Regions from separate parts of the Mus musculus genome. Here region 2 is linked to region 1. Evidence: chromatin contacts called from ENCODE Hi-C or POLR2A ChIA-PET data. All regions are on one chromosome and are shown on one strand. The core of a region is the stretch at or near the end of the contact, and the rest is flanking DNA. Distances in the headings are between cores, read along the strand shown. Region 1 has its middle 19 kb from the start of Gm33926. Region 2 has its middle 21 kb from the start of Gm34079.

Region 1 (3,501 bases), core at 336-2,835:
CTGTAGGCCAATGGGGAGACAGTCCGGAAATGTGTTATGTCTGCCCTGTTCTCCCTGGATGAGCAAGCTGACCCCCCATGACATTACTTGCCAGGGGATATGGCAGAGATGAAACTAGAATCAGGTGCACACAGAAGCATTTCCTGGTCCTACCCCATGGCTGACTTGGTTACCTGCAGAAGACTCCAGGAATCTGTGTGGACTACCATATCCCCCAACAGCCAGCTTGGTTCTGTTGTACACCAAAGCCCAAGAAACTCTTCCTAGCCAAGGAAAGGGCAGACTGTGGAGTGTCATGGGCAGCCGTCCCATTATGAGGTGACCTTCAGGTTCTAATTGGGAACCAACCGTAAGACAAGCCCTCCAGAAATTTTACTCTACCCTGAGACAGTTGAAAATCCTGATGCACAGCCTGAACCCCGCCAGCGAACCCCAGATTACCGAGGGTTAGACCCAGTTTCCCGCACTTAAAATTTTAAATTAATACATATAAATCTAAAACTTACACACATTAATGGGGAACCATGGAATGTGTCCTCATTGCTTAGTGTTTATCTCCTTGAACATTTAGGCATCAGCACACTTTCAAGTTCCGGAGGTGATTCTGATGAGGCCAACAGCCACCTGCTTGCATGCTTTCCAAGCCAGCAGGCATCTCATCCTGCAGGAGGGCTGTGAACCAGTCAGACCCTTTTCCTTAGGTTCTGTTTTAAGATCTGCATTTCTAAGATGCTCCTAGGCAATACTGGTGCTTCAGGAGTGAAGCCAATGAGGTAGAAGAAGAGGCAGAGGAAAAGCCACACGTAGATCCCAGTAGCCATCGTTAAGGTGTGACGGAGGCTTTCCAGAACAGGTCCTACCTGGTCCTATTTACCTAAGTGGTGACATGCTGCTCCCCGGGGCAGGTTCTTCCACACACCCAAGCTATGCATGGGAACCTACCCTCTTTCTTTGAGTCTAATTGCTGCTATATAGATGGGGAATTGGGACCTGGTGTTCAGGGCCCTAGGGAATGGCTGGGCAAGTTACACACCATCAGGAGCCACCATCCCATGAGCCTGAACTATGCCCTCTTCCTCCCACTTGTTGTCAAGCCTAAGAGGCTTCCTGCTTAAAGCCCAGCAGGTCGCCATGGAGATTTTCATAGCGTGCTTCCAAAAACCCAATGCCTATGTTTGCTTTAACTGTTCAGCAATGCCCCTTGGTGTTTTCCAAAGGAGCTGTCTCTTCCTTGTGGCCCCTAATGATGGGATGGTTAGATCTGGCTTGTGGTACATGGGTGGTACCCACCAGACTTCATCCTCCATCCTACTTAGCCTGGCTGACCCAGACAACCCTGCACTAGGTTCTTGGCTTGGGAGGAGCCCAGGGCCTCCCTCGCTGCCACCACACATTTCTGATTCCGTCTCCTCCCCAGGGAGATAAACCTGCTGGAGGAATTTGTTTTCTCAGGCAGTGCACACTGCATCCCACAGAAGTGCAGCTGAGTCACTGTGCTGGTTTCCTCCGAGAGCCGCCTCCCTTCCAGCCTGCTCAGGCTTCTCCTTTCCGGGAGGCGCTTCCTGACCTGACTACGTGTCCTGGGTGGTTCTGTCTTGTGATCCGAGACCAGCTGCCACCACATTCCTTCCATGACACTTGGCTGGTGTGGGTGGGCAGCTGTGAGTGGGCTCTTATCGGTGGGGCCCCCCACTACAAAGAGAACTCAGCGGCCCAGGAGGCCAGCTGGTGGGGGACAAAGGTCCACAGGCATCCCACAGGGAGAAAGAAGGTGGGAAGAGCTCGTTGGGGGTTGTGGGACCATCCGACTTATGAGATGGGTGCCACCTCTATGGGGTGTGAAGATGCTGGAGAAGAATGCGCAAGTCAACTGGTGCCAGCATTCTTGATGCTGAGATCAGGGCTCATAAAGCCAAGCAACCTCTCCCTCACTCGCACTCAAGACTTCACCCCAAACCTCCCTCTTCCCAAAACCTTATCGGCTCCACCCTTTCCTCGTTCAACTGATCAGTCATAACCATGTCCTTTCCATGCTTGGGAGGTTTCTCTCACTGCCTACATCCCAAACTCCTAGACCTCCTACTTGTTATTGGCATGAGTTTGACTGGGCGACTAGGCACTGTCACCAGTAACTCTAAACTCTAGCCAGAGCCATGGGCACTGTGGTAATCTCTCTCTCTCTCTCTCTCTCTCTCTCTCTCTCTCTCTCTCTCTCTCTCTCTCGCTTGCGCGTGTGTGTGCGCGCGCATGTGCAGACAAGCTTTTTGGCCTCCAACCCCTCCCTCCAGTGTGGAGATTCCCACAGGGGTCATTGATAGACCAGAGTTAGGATACAGGGCTGGCAACATCTTTCTCCAGATGTTGCTTTGGGGAAGGTCTACAGATGCCCGGTAACTGGGCTAGTCCCAGAAGTTTCCTGAAGATGTCAGCCAGGGAGCTGTGTTCTAACTGGGTAGACCCACTTTCTTGAAGATCAAGCCTCACATGTTCTCCATCCTGGATGGAGGTGGGAGAAAGGAAAAAGAAGCGAGGTGCACAGGCCAGGTCCCTTGGTGGCAGCTGAGCCTTGGGACCTGCCACCAACCACAATTACTTGTTTCTACCTATAATTTCATGTTGAGAGGCCACAGGTGATGGAAAAGGAAATTGGTCCCCATGGGCAGAACACTGTTCTGATATGCACTTATTATCAAAGCAAAGATATCACCAAGCACTCCTGGAAGTGGGGTGCGCCTGCAGAGAGGAAGAGAGAGGCAGACAAGAGATAAGAGGAGATGTTTGGGGGGTTGGGCACTCCCGTTAGCCAAGAACCTTTATTGTAAAGTTCAGAACACTTTTTTGCAATCTCCTGACCCGTTCTTCCTCTCAAATCCATGTTGTCCTCTCTAGGGCTCATCCAAACAGAACTAAAGAAGCTAAGAATATTTTAATATGAGTGCTCTCGGTTTCACATAACCCGTGTATGTCTAAAGACCTGTGTGTTCTGTTAATTAGCTTTATTGTAAATCGAATTCTGTTTTAAATGCACTAAGGAAGTTTGGAGCTTAAAATAATCTGATGGCAAAGTCTTTGTTTTCAAAAGCAGTCACGGCTCATTACGCTTGAGTTCATAGCCTCTAATCTGACCACCTCAAAATCATAGCCAGGACAGTTTTCTGATTAACATTATCACAGAAATTCACAGATGGAAGGAAACTCAGGTGTGATCACTGTGGTTTCCAGAGGCTTTCTCTTCCCTTTTTAGCTATAGAACTAGTTTGCCAAATGGAATCTCACCAGCAATGGATGAATTAGACAGGGGAGCATGCCCAGCTGAATCGGGGTTGAGCACACAAAGCTATGCATGCATCTTACTGTATTTCCCCTTGATGTCTCTGAGCACTTCATGGGCACACCAGTTTGGAAGGTGTTGCCTTCAGAGTGTTGTAAACATTCTCTGTGACTAGATAGTCTGGCTGTTTCATAAATGCAGATGTCTGTGGACAGACAGGGAACTAAGAT
Region 2 (3,487 bases), core at 830-3,329, 40 kb before region 1:
AAGGACCTCCTCTTCTGCCCTACTTCTTAAAGGTTCTACTATCTCGCCAAAGCCCTACTCTGGGGACCAAGCCTTTAGCGCATGGCCACCAAGGACATTAAACATGTATACTCTTACAGTCTATGTCCCTGGCTCACAGGGCAAGGGGGTGGACATGACTCCTTCTGGAGAAGGTTTTCCTGAAGTCTTAATCTCCATTGTCTACCAAATACCACCATGCCCACCCGAAGCACCCTTAGGTGGGTTGTGGTTGAAGAAATTGAGGGCCATATGCTTATAGGGCTCAGGACATCTAAGCTCATTCCTGGGAAATAAGGAAGTGTAGCATCCCTGGCTTGAAGCGACTCTTGCGAATGTGGAATGATGTGGCTTCCGTATCTTCTTACTTATGAAAATAATCCCGGATCCTAAAATCGCTGCACATTTTCTAAAAAGCTGCCTTCATGCCACAGCTGTCTATGGGCCAGAAGTTTGTGGAGGGAATTTGGGCCCTTCCTCTGGAAGCTGTGGTCAACTTCCCAGGTGTCCCCACGGGGCCTTCTCAGGTTCTGGGACTCCCCAGCTGCTGCTGCTGCTGCCCTGTGGTTTCAGTGTGCTGGGATTATTAATGCCAGATGTTCTTAATGCCTTAGAAATAAAGGATCCTCCTGATGAAAACCAGACATAGTTCGTCGGATGTGAAAGAGGCAAAGAGGAGTTTCTCTAGAGAGTAGGCCTCACTTCTCCACAGACTCAAAGCAGACACCTGAACTTGGAGCTGCTCTTGGTAGCGTCTCGATGCCCTTTCTGTAGCCCCATACCAGCTCAGGGATGCACACTGCTCTCAGGAAGCTGTGTGTGCCTCCAGGTAGCCCTGTGGGGATAGTGACAGCCCAACGTGGTTGGATGCACCAGGCATGGGTGAATGAAGCATAGACAGACTTGAGCTGGCCCTCTGGTTCCTGTCAGCCATACTGTCTGTGTGCTCGCCAGGGGATGGGGGTAGCGGTTCATGCATCTTTCAACAGCAGGGCCAACAAGTCTGCAGGTGCGTGTGGAAGCACATCCCACACAGACTCGCTGCCTTTGGCCACCCCAGCTGTACCTCTGGTGGCATAAGGACAGATGTGGGGAGGCCCAGAGCAGGGTGCTTCTAGCCACAGACCACAGATGACTCCGGAGGAGGAGGTAGGATCAGGTGGCCACCCAAGGGCTCCACCAGTGTCCTTTGATGTCTACACCCCAGGGCTAAACATGCTGGAGATTTTTATCTACCTTGGAAACCCGAAGTTATTAAGTAACAGCTACGTTAAGGTCCCATTTCTCTTTGTAATCAAAGGAGAGATTTCTTTCAGCACAGCCTGGGGTTAGGCTAGCAGGCTCTGAGTTGCTGCAAGCTCTGCTTCCTCTGAGACTCGGGTACTTGCCTCTGTGCCACACTGCCTGGGTCTGCCTTCCCTTTGGCCCTGAACTCAAGTTCTCAAGGGCTCCTCTGACGTCCTCTGAAACTGGAGAATGGTGGGCAATGCAGAAGGGAGGCTGAGCTATCTTTTGAGCCGTGAGAGGCCAACTCTGGAGGTGCCACTCTCCAATTCCACACACTGCCACCCTCATGTTCCTCAGACTCCAGATGCACCCTTAGTCTGGAGATGTCGCAAGTTTATATTTAGAAAAGGTGTGTCTACACTGAGACCCTCAGTCTGTTTACACCTCATGTCCTCATCTTCTAAATGTGGAGGACAAGGAGGTGCTCCCAGAATAGGGATAATAGAATATACCCAAACTCTCCATTCATCAGCCCCGAGTTCTCCTCCCCGCCCATCCCTTACTCTACAGGGCTTAGCACAGCGTATGCCTTCATAGCTATACAGCTGAGTGAGGTCGGGATGCAGGATGCTATAGGGAAGCCTTTGTCCTCTCCTCAGAGCGATTTCACTCCCCAGGGCCTGGTTCCAACCTCCACTCAGATGACATGGCTCCTGCCAAGTCCATGGCCTCTTCTCCTCTCCTGGTGGCTCAAGGCCCAGTTTTTGGAGACATTTGGCTTTGATGCACCTCTAAGTGCTGGGACAAGTTACTTGGAGGCCTTTAAGCCCAAACAAGGTCAGACATTGTACCCTATCTCCTTGTGCAGACAGGCCTCCGCCCTCAGCGGCCCTGCAAAGAACTTGCAGAGGGTAAAAGTGTGAGTTGTTAAGACTGTACTCACCGCCAGCTGCAGTGCTTGGTCAGACTCGGCCTCGCTCATTGATTATGCTTAGGCCTCTATTTTTATAACAGTGTGTGTGTGTGTGTGCTATAAATATAGTATTGTATATGATTATATCATATATATGTATACACACATATATACATACATATACATGTATATATACACACACATACACACACACACACACACATATATATATACACACACATATATACATACACACACACATATATATATACACACATACACACACACACATATATATATATACACACACATATATACATACACACACACACATATATACATATATACACACACATATCATGTCATATCCTACACACTATGATTTCATGTGCCTTGCTGAGATAAAGCCCTCAGAGTAAGGGTTGCACCTGGCTCTCCAAGCTCTGGGCTGCCACTGGTCCAGAGCCCACCAGCACTTGCTGACTTTGGGCTGAGCCTGGCCAGGAAATGCTGCTGTTTCCAAACCACAACACGATCGCTTTGGTGATGAGGTCACTTAAAGAAGAAGCAAGGCCCATTTGTTCAATACTTGGGGGGGGGGGGTGTCTCTGTGTGTGTGTGTGTGTGTGTGTGTGTGTGTGTGTGTGTAGCATAAGCATCCTTGTGGGTCAGGCTCATGTGCGGAGGCCAGATGAGGATGTCAGACATCCCACTCTGTCATTACCATTTTATTCCTTTAATACAGAGTCTCTCACTGAAACTACAAAGAGGCTGTCAACCAGCAAGCCTATCTCTGTCCCTGCGATGAGGTTACAGGCATGAGTGTAGCCTCACTCAGCCTTTTACAAGAGAGCCAGAGATTTGAACTCAGGGACTCATGCTTGCTTAGCAAAACCTCTTAGTCACTCAGCCAACTCCCCCAATCCCCATTTATTCAATTGCGAGTTGGAAGTGGACCAGCATACTGGCTTAGGGCTGCTGACCAGCTTTGGGTGACAGTTGGTACATACACTGGACAGTCCAGTACCCTGGAGAGTATGGTGCAGGGAGCAGAGGAGCCCAGCCTGCTGATCTAGAGCTTGTCCCCAGCTATACAAGGGTTGCTGCTGCTTTGTGTAAGCAGTCTAGTGTCACCATGGAGAGAGCCACTGAGAATGTGGATCAGCTTAGATTTCACCTTCTAGAAAGCCTTTCTTTGTCACTGATATGTCCCATACAGGGCTGTAAGCGGGAAGGCCTCAGTGTGCATCCTGGTGCTGTGTGAGGTCACCATGCCCATCAGGGGTGGGTGGAGTGAGTGCCAGCCCCACCTCCCTGACAGAGCCTTCC

The links. Hi-C counts contacts between places; a loop is a spot of excess contacts on that map. ChIA-PET counts read pairs that join two places held with the same protein, here RNA polymerase II (POLR2A).
Region 2: a loop to region 1 is called in a map of heart, with 1.8 times the contacts of the local background. The contact joins two enhancer-like sites. A Hi-C loop is called at or near these places in 2 of 37 maps with a recorded cell type or tissue (both heart). POLR2A ChIA-PET finds 5 or more read pairs at or near these places in 2 of 5 experiments (Patski and embryonic stem cell).

What each region holds. Positions count from the first base shown.
Region 1 is chr7:67,458,060-67,461,560 of GRCm38, reverse strand. No RefSeq gene overlaps it. Among named protein-coding and RNA genes, the nearest start is that of Gm33926, 19 kb to the right of the region's middle. Within about 2 kb of position 1,585, at least 1 of the 3 ENCODE cell types and tissues checked has a DNase peak (open chromatin) inside an H3K27ac peak, as active enhancers do; it is heart, where a contact is called at or near this core.
Region 2 is chr7:67,498,208-67,501,694 of GRCm38, reverse strand. No RefSeq gene overlaps it. Among named protein-coding and RNA genes, the nearest start is that of Gm34079, 21 kb to the left of the region's middle. Within about 2 kb of position 2,079, at least 1 of the 3 ENCODE cell types and tissues checked has a DNase peak (open chromatin) inside an H3K27ac peak, as active enhancers do; it is heart, where a contact is called at or near this core.